Regions from separate parts of the Homo sapiens genome. Here region 2 is linked to region 1. The links are chromatin loops, found by intact Hi-C in ENCODE. Cell type or tissue: psoas muscle. All regions are shown on one strand.

Evidence for each region. Hi-C counts contacts between places; a loop is a spot of excess contacts. Peaks named below come from ENCODE experiments on the same cell type or tissue, not always from the same donor. Only the 100,000 strongest peaks of a DNase experiment are listed, where the experiment ranks them.
Region 2: it touches region 1 in a loop (5-fold over the local background); 3 of 110 quality-filtered maps call a loop at or near these places.

The regions. Positions count from the first base shown.
Region 1 is chr20:23,409,693-23,414,692 of GRCh38, forward strand. All of the region lies in intron 1 of NAPB (NSF attachment protein beta), which reads right to left. Among named protein-coding and RNA genes, the nearest start is that of NAPB, 9.3 kb to the right of the region's middle. In psoas muscle, no CTCF peak of the experiment used is centred here; no DNase peak of the experiment used is centred here; H3K27ac peaks cover 2,271 bases.
Region 2 is chr20:23,134,622-23,139,621 of GRCh38, forward strand. No RefSeq gene overlaps it. Among named protein-coding and RNA genes, the nearest start is that of LINC00656, 4.5 kb to the left of the region's middle. RefSeq lists an enhancer at 1,812-3,011. In psoas muscle, no CTCF peak of the experiment used is centred here; DNase peaks (open chromatin) are centred at 1,300 and 2,380; H3K4me3 peaks cover 472 bases; H3K27ac peaks cover 4,201 bases.

The DNA.
Region 1 (5,000 bases):
CTGCTTAGATAAATATATCCACACATCCTCCAAAAACCTTATAGATCAACAAAAAGCATACACAACCACCCATAATCCGTGCCTACAGCAAAAGGAGGCAGTATTCAGCAAGCCTCCATTAAATATAATTTAGGAAATAAAAAATCCAAAACTACCAGAGCTAGCAACACTGCCTCTGCTGCCAGTCAGAGGGGCGTCTGTCGACAGGAGAGGGGAGTTTAACCTGGCAATCATTGTCCAGGGAAGAACTCTCAGCAAGGAAGTGCCCTACCAGGGTGGGCAAACACCCCAGACCAGGTGGAAGACCTGGCAGGTTAGAGCACTGCAGTTGGGAACTGAATAGAAGGGCTTTGCCACAGGCTGCAGTTTCCAGAAGACACTGCTTCTGGGAGAAGGCAACTTAGAAGGTGGGGGCAGCTCTATGGAGGTTTGGCAGTGAAAGGAAAGAAGGCAAGTGATGGAAATACGTTCTTGAAACAAAAGAGTATCACAGAATTAGAAGTCACACAAACCTACCCCTCCACAGCACCATTCATTAAAGAAACCGCACTTAACTGTACCTACACAACGCAGCATTTAAACTAAGAAACCCATGAAGTCACACAAACCGCTCATCTCCTATCACAGAAACACATGCTATTGTGTGTCCAAGAAACTCTGTGACTCTCTACACTAAACAGAAAGGAGAAACAGCATCCATATGAAGCTACTACATAAGAAAGAAGATCCTAAGTGAATTAATGCAGGAACAGAAAACCAAATACCGCATGTTTTCACTTATAAGTGGTAGCTAAACACTGGATACCCATGGGCATAAAAATGGCAACCGTAGACACTGGGGACACTAGCGGGGTATGGGGAGAGAAACAGTTGAAAAACTATTGGGTACTATGCTCAGTATCTGGGTGACAGGATCATCTGTACCCTAAACCTCAGTATCACACAATATACCCAGTTAACAAACCTGCATATGTACCCCCTGACTCTAAAATAAAAGTTGTAAAAAAGGAACAAATATTAAAATAAAAATGAGCCATACCAAAAAAGCCCCAAAACAAAAAAGAAACAAGAATTAAAATACGTTCCCTAAAACAATCACAAGGCACAGGAAAACAATTCCATATGACTGAAATATTATTAAACAGATATGAAAGTACATCATAAGCTAGAAATTTAAAAACTCATCATGGAAATACACAAAAAAATAAGATGATGAACTCTTGTTTCAAATTCTAGAAGGATAGAAATAAAAAGACAAAATGATCTCAGAAATAAAATCTCTGTTATAGCATACCTAAGGGGAAAGCAGATTCTACTGACAATAAGGAAAACTATGAAAACAGCCAAGAGAACAAAAATGAAGAGAAAAGGATCTAAGTAAAAGTAATACAGGATGGGCAAAGAGCCAATATCCATGTAATGAGAGTCCCTAAAGAGGGGAAGAAAAAACCCATTTTCACAATCTGAGAAAATTTTCTGGAAACAAAAGGCATGAATCGAAATACTGAACAGGCCTACATGTACTTGGAAAACTGACCCAGAATAGTCTACTGTGAAACATATCCTAGTAAGATGACTAGATTTTATAAATGAAGAACATTTCTGGGCTTCCACATAAAAACTCAAAGTTACTTATAAAACTAAGAAAATCAGGCTAAGACTTCAACAGCAATATACGGAGCAAAACAACAGTGGAACAATGCTTTACCAGAAACTCAAGGGGGAAAAAAGTGTGAGCCAAGGATTATACAACCAGGCCATCCAGCATGCAACCCCCAGTGTAAGCCAGGACCCAAGGGATAACTAAGAGATGACTAGGAAACATAGCTGAAATGACTGGTGGTGTCACTGCATATGTTGTATTGTAGATCTAAGACAAAATGTAAGGACAAGGGTAGAAAAATAATAGGGAAACACTTCTATGTCTGACAAAGTACAAACAGCTTAAAAAAAAAGGGATATTAGAGAACAAGAGATGTAGAACGTGCTCACTGAGAAGCACATAGGTAACAGGAGTTTTCTGGAGTGAACAAAATAATAGGCGCCTAAGTAAGGAAAAGGAGCTAAGGATATTTAAAAACATTTATAGCATAAAGGTAACCAGTAGAACAAAATTACAAACCTTCCTAAATAAAAAAAGAGACATGAAGACAAATAGCAATGAAAATATAATATACAGTAAATATAGTAGTATGACAGTTAAGAACCAATCATATACTCGTCATTTTCAGATCTGCTCAAAAAACAAAACCCAACTTTGTGCTCAGTACAAGAAACACAACTAAAATACCTATTCCGAAAGGCTTAAAATAAAGAGATGGTCAAAAGTATACCAAACAAATCAAGCAGCTCTCATTAGAACTGTCATAACAGCAAATAACCCTGACATCTCCCAAAGGCTTCTCTCAGTCACTTGACTTGTTTACTGCAGACTGGCTGTGACTGCTGCCTCTTTCTCCAAGTGTCATCATTCTCTACTCTGGAATGTAGCACTTATCCGGTATATATACTCTTCTTAATTTCTTACAGAAGGGTAAAAGCCATGGCAGAAGTGCCTTCCACTCATACTTCATCAGTCAAAGTCAGTCACATGGCCACAACTGGCAGCAGAGGGCACAAGGTAACAGACAGCATGTATGATCCTCTTACATAATACAGTCCTAAGGAATGCAAACACAAGCAGTAAGAAAACAGAGATTGCTACCCTGCAATGAAACAAAGTAGAATTTGGGCTCAAAGGCTTTAAATGAAATAAAGAAGTTCACTTCATAATGCTAAAAATATAATTCATAATAATATTAGTTGTGAAAATCTATGTACCAAAAACACAGTAGCCCCCTTTATAAAGCAGAAATTGCAAACGTTAAAAAAGATAGAAATACACTTATAAGAAAGCAGATATTAATATGCCCCCCAAAACAGATCAAGTGAACAGAAAATACAGACATGAAAGACAGAGACAATATAATCAATAACTAGACAAGAGGGATCTCTATCAAAATTTGATAAGAAAATATCCACCTTCTAAAGTATACATGGGAGATTACAATCCCAGCACTTTGGGAGGCCAAGGCAATTGGATCGTTTGAGGTCAGGAGTTTGAGACCAGCCTGGCCAACACGGTGAAACCGTGTCTCTACTAAATATACAAAAATTAGCCAGGTGTGGTGGCGTGTGCCTGTATTCCTAGCTACTGGGGAGGCTGAGGCAGGAGAATCGCTTGAACCTGGGAGGTGGAGGTTGCAGTGAGCCGCACCACTGTACTCCAGCCTGGGCAACAGCGTGAGACTCTGTCTCCAAAAAAATAAAGTGTACATGGGTGCTGGGTGCAGGTGGCTCATGCCTATGATCCCAGCACTCTTTGGGAGGCCAAAGCAGGAGGATTGCTTAGGCCAGGAGTTCGAGACCATCCTGGGAAACACAGCAAGATTCCGTGTCGAAAAAAAAATTTTAAGTAAAGTGTACCTGGACCATTCATGAACACCAACAATATATTAAGTGGCAACGAAAATCTCAGTAAGTTCTCTGATCATAATGAAAAAAAAAAAGTTTAAGTAATAATATACAAAGAAAGGCCATTCTTTCTACCTGGAATAAAACCCTTACAATAAAAGCCTCTTGCAACAAAGGGGAAACAAACTAAGATAAAAACATTATGTAACAGGATCTATAAAATACAACTGAAGCAGTTTTAAGAAAAAAATGTATAGCCATGAATATTTTAATCCATACAAATAAAGCAATGAAAACAGTGAATAAACACCTCCCTAGAAAAATGAACCAGAGGGAAAAACAAAAGAAGCCAAAGAAAGCAATAAAGATAAAAGTATAAGTCAGTAAGACAGAAAACACAAAACCAGTAGAACAAATCAATCAAAATATTGGTTGTTTAGAGAAAAAGAATCAAGGAAAAAAGGGGAAAAACACAAACACAAAAATAAAGTGACAGAAGAAAATTACTAAAACAGAACATTTTTAAAAGTCAGAAAAGACTACTATGCACAATGCAAATACATTTTTTAAAACTTAGATAAAATGAATTATTTCCTAGGAAAACACAATTTACCAAAATTGACCTCAGTAGAGATAGAAAATTTAAACATTACAAACTCCAGAGACAAAAACAAGAAAGTTATCAAAGAAATACCCATCAAAAGCCCCAATGGTTTCACTGTGGTATATTCTTAAATCTTCAAAGACCAGAGTCCAAAAAAAAAAAAAGAAAAACATCCACATTATTTTTAGGAGGCACCTGTAACAGCAATACTTCAAGCTGATAAAGTAAAGCTATATACAAATGAATTGTAGATAAAACAATCCTAAATCATGTATGTAAAAACAGAATCTAGGCCAGGCACAGTGGCTCATGCCTGTAATCCCAGCCCTGTGGGAGACCAACCAGGCAGATCATTTGAGCCCAGGAGTTTGAAACCAGCCTAGCCAATATGGTGAAACCCCATATCTAATAAAAATACAAAAATTAGCTGGGCATGGTGGCCTGTGCCTGTAATCCCAGCTGCTGAGGAGGCTGAGGTGGGAGGATCACTTAAGCCTGGGAGGCGGAGGTTGCAGTGAGTAATGAGCACATCACTGCACTCCAGCCTGGTCAACAAAGTGAGACCCTGTCGCAAAAAAATAAACAAATAAATAAAAATAAAAATGGAATCTACATTTAAAAATATATTATAATCCTGAGAGGTTTACTCCAGGAGTGCGAGGACAGTACAATACGAGGCCTCATATTTACTAATTAACATATAATAACTCTTAAGGAGAAAAATGTTTATCTCCGCAGATATTCAAAAAGGCCTTCAAAATACAACACTAATCCCTAATGAATACACGGACTAAAACTGGAATTGACAGACAAGTCCTCACCATGAAAAAATATACCTTAATTCAAGGAAGTATTGACTTATTAGATTTTGTTATTACTTATAAGTTCCACTTAAATACAGAAATAGTTAACATTCTGAAACTCTACTTCCAAGTTTCCTTAC
Region 2 (5,000 bases), 280 kb before region 1:
TCAAACCTCCTGATTTCAAATCATATTACAAAGCTACAGTAGGCAAAACATTGTGGTACTGGAATAAAGACAGATATATAGACCAATGGAATGAAATAGGGGGCCCAGAAATACACCCTTGATTTTCAGCAAGGATGTCAAGACCATTTAATGAAGGAAGGGTAAAATTTTCAACAGATGGTTTGGGAAAATTGGAAATACATATGCAAAAGCAAGAAGTTAGACCTTACCTCATATCATATAAAAAAATTAATTCAAATTGATCAGATGCCTAAACATAAGACATAAAACTATAAAGCTCCTAGAAAAAAACATAGAAGAAAATCTTTATAACATTAGATTTGGCAATGATATAACACCAAAACCAGGTGCTGCAAGAGTAAAAATACTAATAGATAAATTGGACTATATCAAAATTGAAATGTTTTGTGCATCAAAGGACAAAAAATGATAATAAACAATAATAAACAGAGTGAAAAGGCAACCCATTGAATGGGAGAAAATATTACAAATCATATATAGAATAAGGGGTTAATGTCCAGATTATATAAAGAACTCCTGCAACTAAACAACAACAAACAACAACAAAACAATTAAAAAATGTCAAAGGACACGAATAGACATTTCTACAAAGAAGATATACAAAGGGTCAATAAGCACATGAAAAGATGTTCAGCATCACTAATCATTAGGGAAAAGCAAATCAAAACCACACTGAGATACCGCCTCACATCCATTAGGATGGCTACTATTAGACAAACAAACAAAACCCAGGAGTCATAAGTGTTAATGAGCATGTATGGAAATTGGAACCCTTGAGCACCATTGGTAGAACTGTAAAATGGTGAAGCCACTACGGGAAATAATATGGTGGTTCTTAAAAAAATAAAATAAAATTAGAATAAAAGGAAAAGTAGAATTGCCATTTAATCTAGCAATTCCACTTCTGGGTGTATAACCAAAAGAATTGAAATTAGTGTCTCAAAGAGACATTGGTAACCCCATGTTCCTAGCAGCACTAAACACCATAGCCAAAGGTGGAGGCAACCCAGATGCCCATCAGCATGTGACTGGTAAACACAATGAGGCACAAACATGCCGTGGAATATTATTCAGCCTTTGTAAGGGAAGAAATTCTGATGCAAGCTACAAGGGTGAACCTTGAACACATTATACTGAGTGAAATAAGCCAGTCATGAAAAGACAAATAATGTGGGATTCCTCTTAAATGAGGTGCTAGAGTTGCCAACTCCATAGAGACCGAAAGCAGAAGGGCGGCTGGCAGGGCCTGCGGGGAGGGGCGGAAGTCACTGTTTAATGGGCACAGGGTTTCTGTTTTGCAAGATGAAATGAGTTCTGGAGATGGGTTGTACAACAATGTGAATGTGTGTAACACTACTGAACTGAACACTTAAAAACGGTCATGATGATGAATTTTGTTATGTGTATTTTGCCACAATTTAATTCAAAAAATATAAATACACACAAAATGTCTGCACAGAAACCCTGTTTTTGAAGGAAATGCCCTGTATTGTCAGTGAGTCAGACGTGGGCTGTGCTCCCAAACCTGGGTGGATTGTGCCCTCTGTGGCCCATCACTGCAGAGGGTGTCAGTGTGAGGAGGAAAAAAAGGGGAGTGGACAGGCTCTGGGCCACAGGCCCACTGCCCACTGTGGGACAGAGAGTGCTTCCCTGCTCTCAGGAGAAGAGAAAGCATGTTGCTCATGCACATAACACATTCACCTTATAGGGGGCCACTGGACTTCTAGCTTCCCAGACCTGGTTCATCTAAGGGAAAGCCATTTGTAGGGGCAGAAATGTTCCTAACTTCCTGTTCAGGGTCTCTTAATTCTATGGACATGAATGACGGCAAGGGCCATTATGCATTGATTCTGATGTGCAGAGTTCCAGTCTGAGCAGGACTATGCCTGTTGTACAGACTGGAAAGCTGTGACTTCAAGGGGTTAAGAAACCAGCCAGAGGCCGCACAACCAGCAAGCCGCAGAGGTGGACGGAGCCAGGCCGTTGGGTTCTGTTTGGGTTGTTTCTTGCTATTTAACAGACTGCCCTAAATCTCAGTGACTTAACACCCATTTTGTCACCTCTCTGGGTTGGGTAGGGTGGGGGCTCAGCTGGACACTTCTCCCGCTGTTTTTCTTGGGGTCTTTCCTGTAGTTTTAGCTCGATGGTGGAGGGGCCGGGGGTCATCTGGAGGTTAGACCAGGTGGAGGGGCCTCTCTTATTGTCTCCACATGTCCTGTCTTGTGGCCTCTCCAGAAGGGTGGCTCAGGGTTCCCAGGAATGAGTGATCCAGTGAGAAGCAGCAGCAGCTGTGGCCTCTCGCGGGCAGGCGGGAAACCGACACCGTTCACTGGTAGGTATTCTGCTGGTTAGGCGTGAGTCAGCGCCTGGCCCAGATTCCACCCTGGAGGGGCTGCACCAGGGCGTGAACTCTCGGGGCGTGGCTCCCCAACCCTCTTTAGAAACATTACCTTGAACACCATAGCTCAGAGCAGTAATCACCAGTCCACTGAGGCAGCAGAGGGGCCTACGGCTGGGACTGTGGGAACAGGGAAGCTGCACCCAGGGCTTCACCCACAGGCACCATCGCTTACTCTGCCTGGCTCGCGGGTCGGTGAAGGGAGTGGCTGCCCTTCTGCTCAGCTCGGTCTTTGTCCCATTATTTTCTCCATTTGTTCTGCTGAAGAGACAGCCAGGAGGCAGTGAAGTGGCCCCTCCAAGGTCAAGGCAGCATGCAAACCCCACCTGCCCGCTGAGCCTGACATTTATTTTATCACAATGGGTTTCAAGCAGGAAGATTGCCCTGTCCTGAGGACAGGACAGCCAGCTTCATGGGCACTTGACATGAAAACCTCCAGTGGCCTCAGTACCCAGGTGGGGGTGGGAGCACTGCAACCCTCAGGGCAAAACCAAGGAACATGAAGGTGTTGGGGATGCACCTGGGCCTCAGCCTGGCAAAGAGCCCAAGAAACACCCAGGTAGACTTTGGGAGTGGGAAAGACTCCACCCACGGTCTCCGAGAGAAGGAGGCTAATGGGGCAGGGGGTGAAGACAGGATAAATGAAGGAACGCAAGAAGCCTAAGGGGGAAGGTGGTTTGAGGGCTGAAGCCCAGGTTGAGACTAGAAGGCCAGGCAGAAGCATTCAGATCCCAGGTCCTGTAAATTCTTTCCCACTGGGGAAAGAATTTGTCCTACAGGAAGGCTGAGGAAAGGCTCTGCTGAGTCTATCTTCGCTTTGTTTTTTGCAAGAAAAGTTTTCCTTTTGTGAAAACTTATCATACAGATTGGGCCATTCTTGTCACACCCAACTAAAACACAGTCAAGAATCCAGTGGGGATAGCACCCAGAGCACAATACATTGCTCCAAAAATGTAATTATCTGTAGGCCTAGCAGCTGAAACTGCCTGCAGTAGCCTGAAACCAGTTTTATCTAAGACTCCTGAAATGACCTGCTGCAACTCTCAGACTAGCTTTGCCCATGGCTGTCACTTCCCAATCAGAGCTTGCCAGCTACTCAGAACCTTACTAGTGCTGGTGAAATTTCTCAAAGAGCAATGCATAACATTTCTTCTTTCTATAAAACCTCTGACCTTCTATTTGTTCTTCAGAGAGAGCACTTTTGATTCACGCTGGAAACTCTCTCCATCAGTTTGGTTTGCAAACTGATGTTGACATTAAAGCCCTCTCTTCGACTACCCAGCCATCCTGGTGGTCCTTTGGGTAACACTTGCTTCATGAGGCTGTACAATGGTCTAATAAGAGGGCAGAGGAAATTCATGGTAAGCCCTTTATCCCCAGGGACAGCTCCTGGCAGGACAGGTGCTGGAGGAGGGGGAAGGCTTTCTGTCCTTTTTCATTGCTTATCCCTTTTGTCTTGCCTGCATCTGATGTTGAGTTTGGTTTCTCAGATTAATATTTCTTTCCAGAGTAGCCAAAAAAATCATCTGCCACCGAGTTGGACTGGTTAGAGCACCCTCCCCTTGCATTTTTAATGATCTGACCAAATAATAATAATTCCCAAAGAGTCCTTAGAAATCCAGAGAGGTAGGTTTGCAAAATCAATGTTGAAAATGTCAGAACAGGCTTGCAAAATTCACATTACAAAAATTGCATGCAGCCCCCGCAATCAACTGAAGGCATCTGGCTGTTGCAGACACACCAGCCTCACCTGGCTTACCTCAGGTCTCCAATTTGCCCATCCATTTGCAGGGCTTCTCAAGCTCTCTGGGACCACCCAGCTGAAACAGAAGCACTGTGCTGTCCCCTGGGTAAGGAGGGAAGCCGGGCTGCTAGAATGACAAGGCATGGGAAAAAGGCCTGACTCCTGAAATATTGTTCATTCTCCAAAAGCTGTCTGATCAAGGATTTTCAGATGCATGAAGTCAAAGTTACCTACCCTTTTTCAGGGCAACGATATGGAAATGTAAGTCAAGATAAGCAGAGGAAAGGCAAAGAACTGTGAGGCCTGTGAGGGAGGCCAAAAAACATGCTCTGGCATAAGCCAGCAAGGGCAGCTTCTCAAGAAAAGAAATTCCGGCCCTTGACTCTTATGGACCCATTCTCTTTCTGTTGGCCTTAGACACAGAAACTAAGACACATGTTTAGTCAACGATGAATATATGAACATTAACATCAGACAAGATATTTGAAATTGAAAGTGACCTAGAAAATAAAACTATTGAGTGTATGATCATGTTAGACCCTACCTGCTGAAAAATTCCTTTAACAAGGGGTTGATTAAGTGGCATTTTAGAATTTAGAAAGCACTTCTCAGCTACAAAGATGATTGCTAGTTTCTTACCTAATCACAAAGAGGCACAGACTGGTGTTTTCTCTGTGGCTTTTACAGAGACCATAGTATATTATATACACAGCTCTACACTTAGTTTCTCTCTCTGAGCAAGAGTAGAGGGTTGCCTTGTTCTGTTAACGCTTTGGAGTGAGGTTAGCTTTGTGTGTGTGTAGGATTTATTCAGCT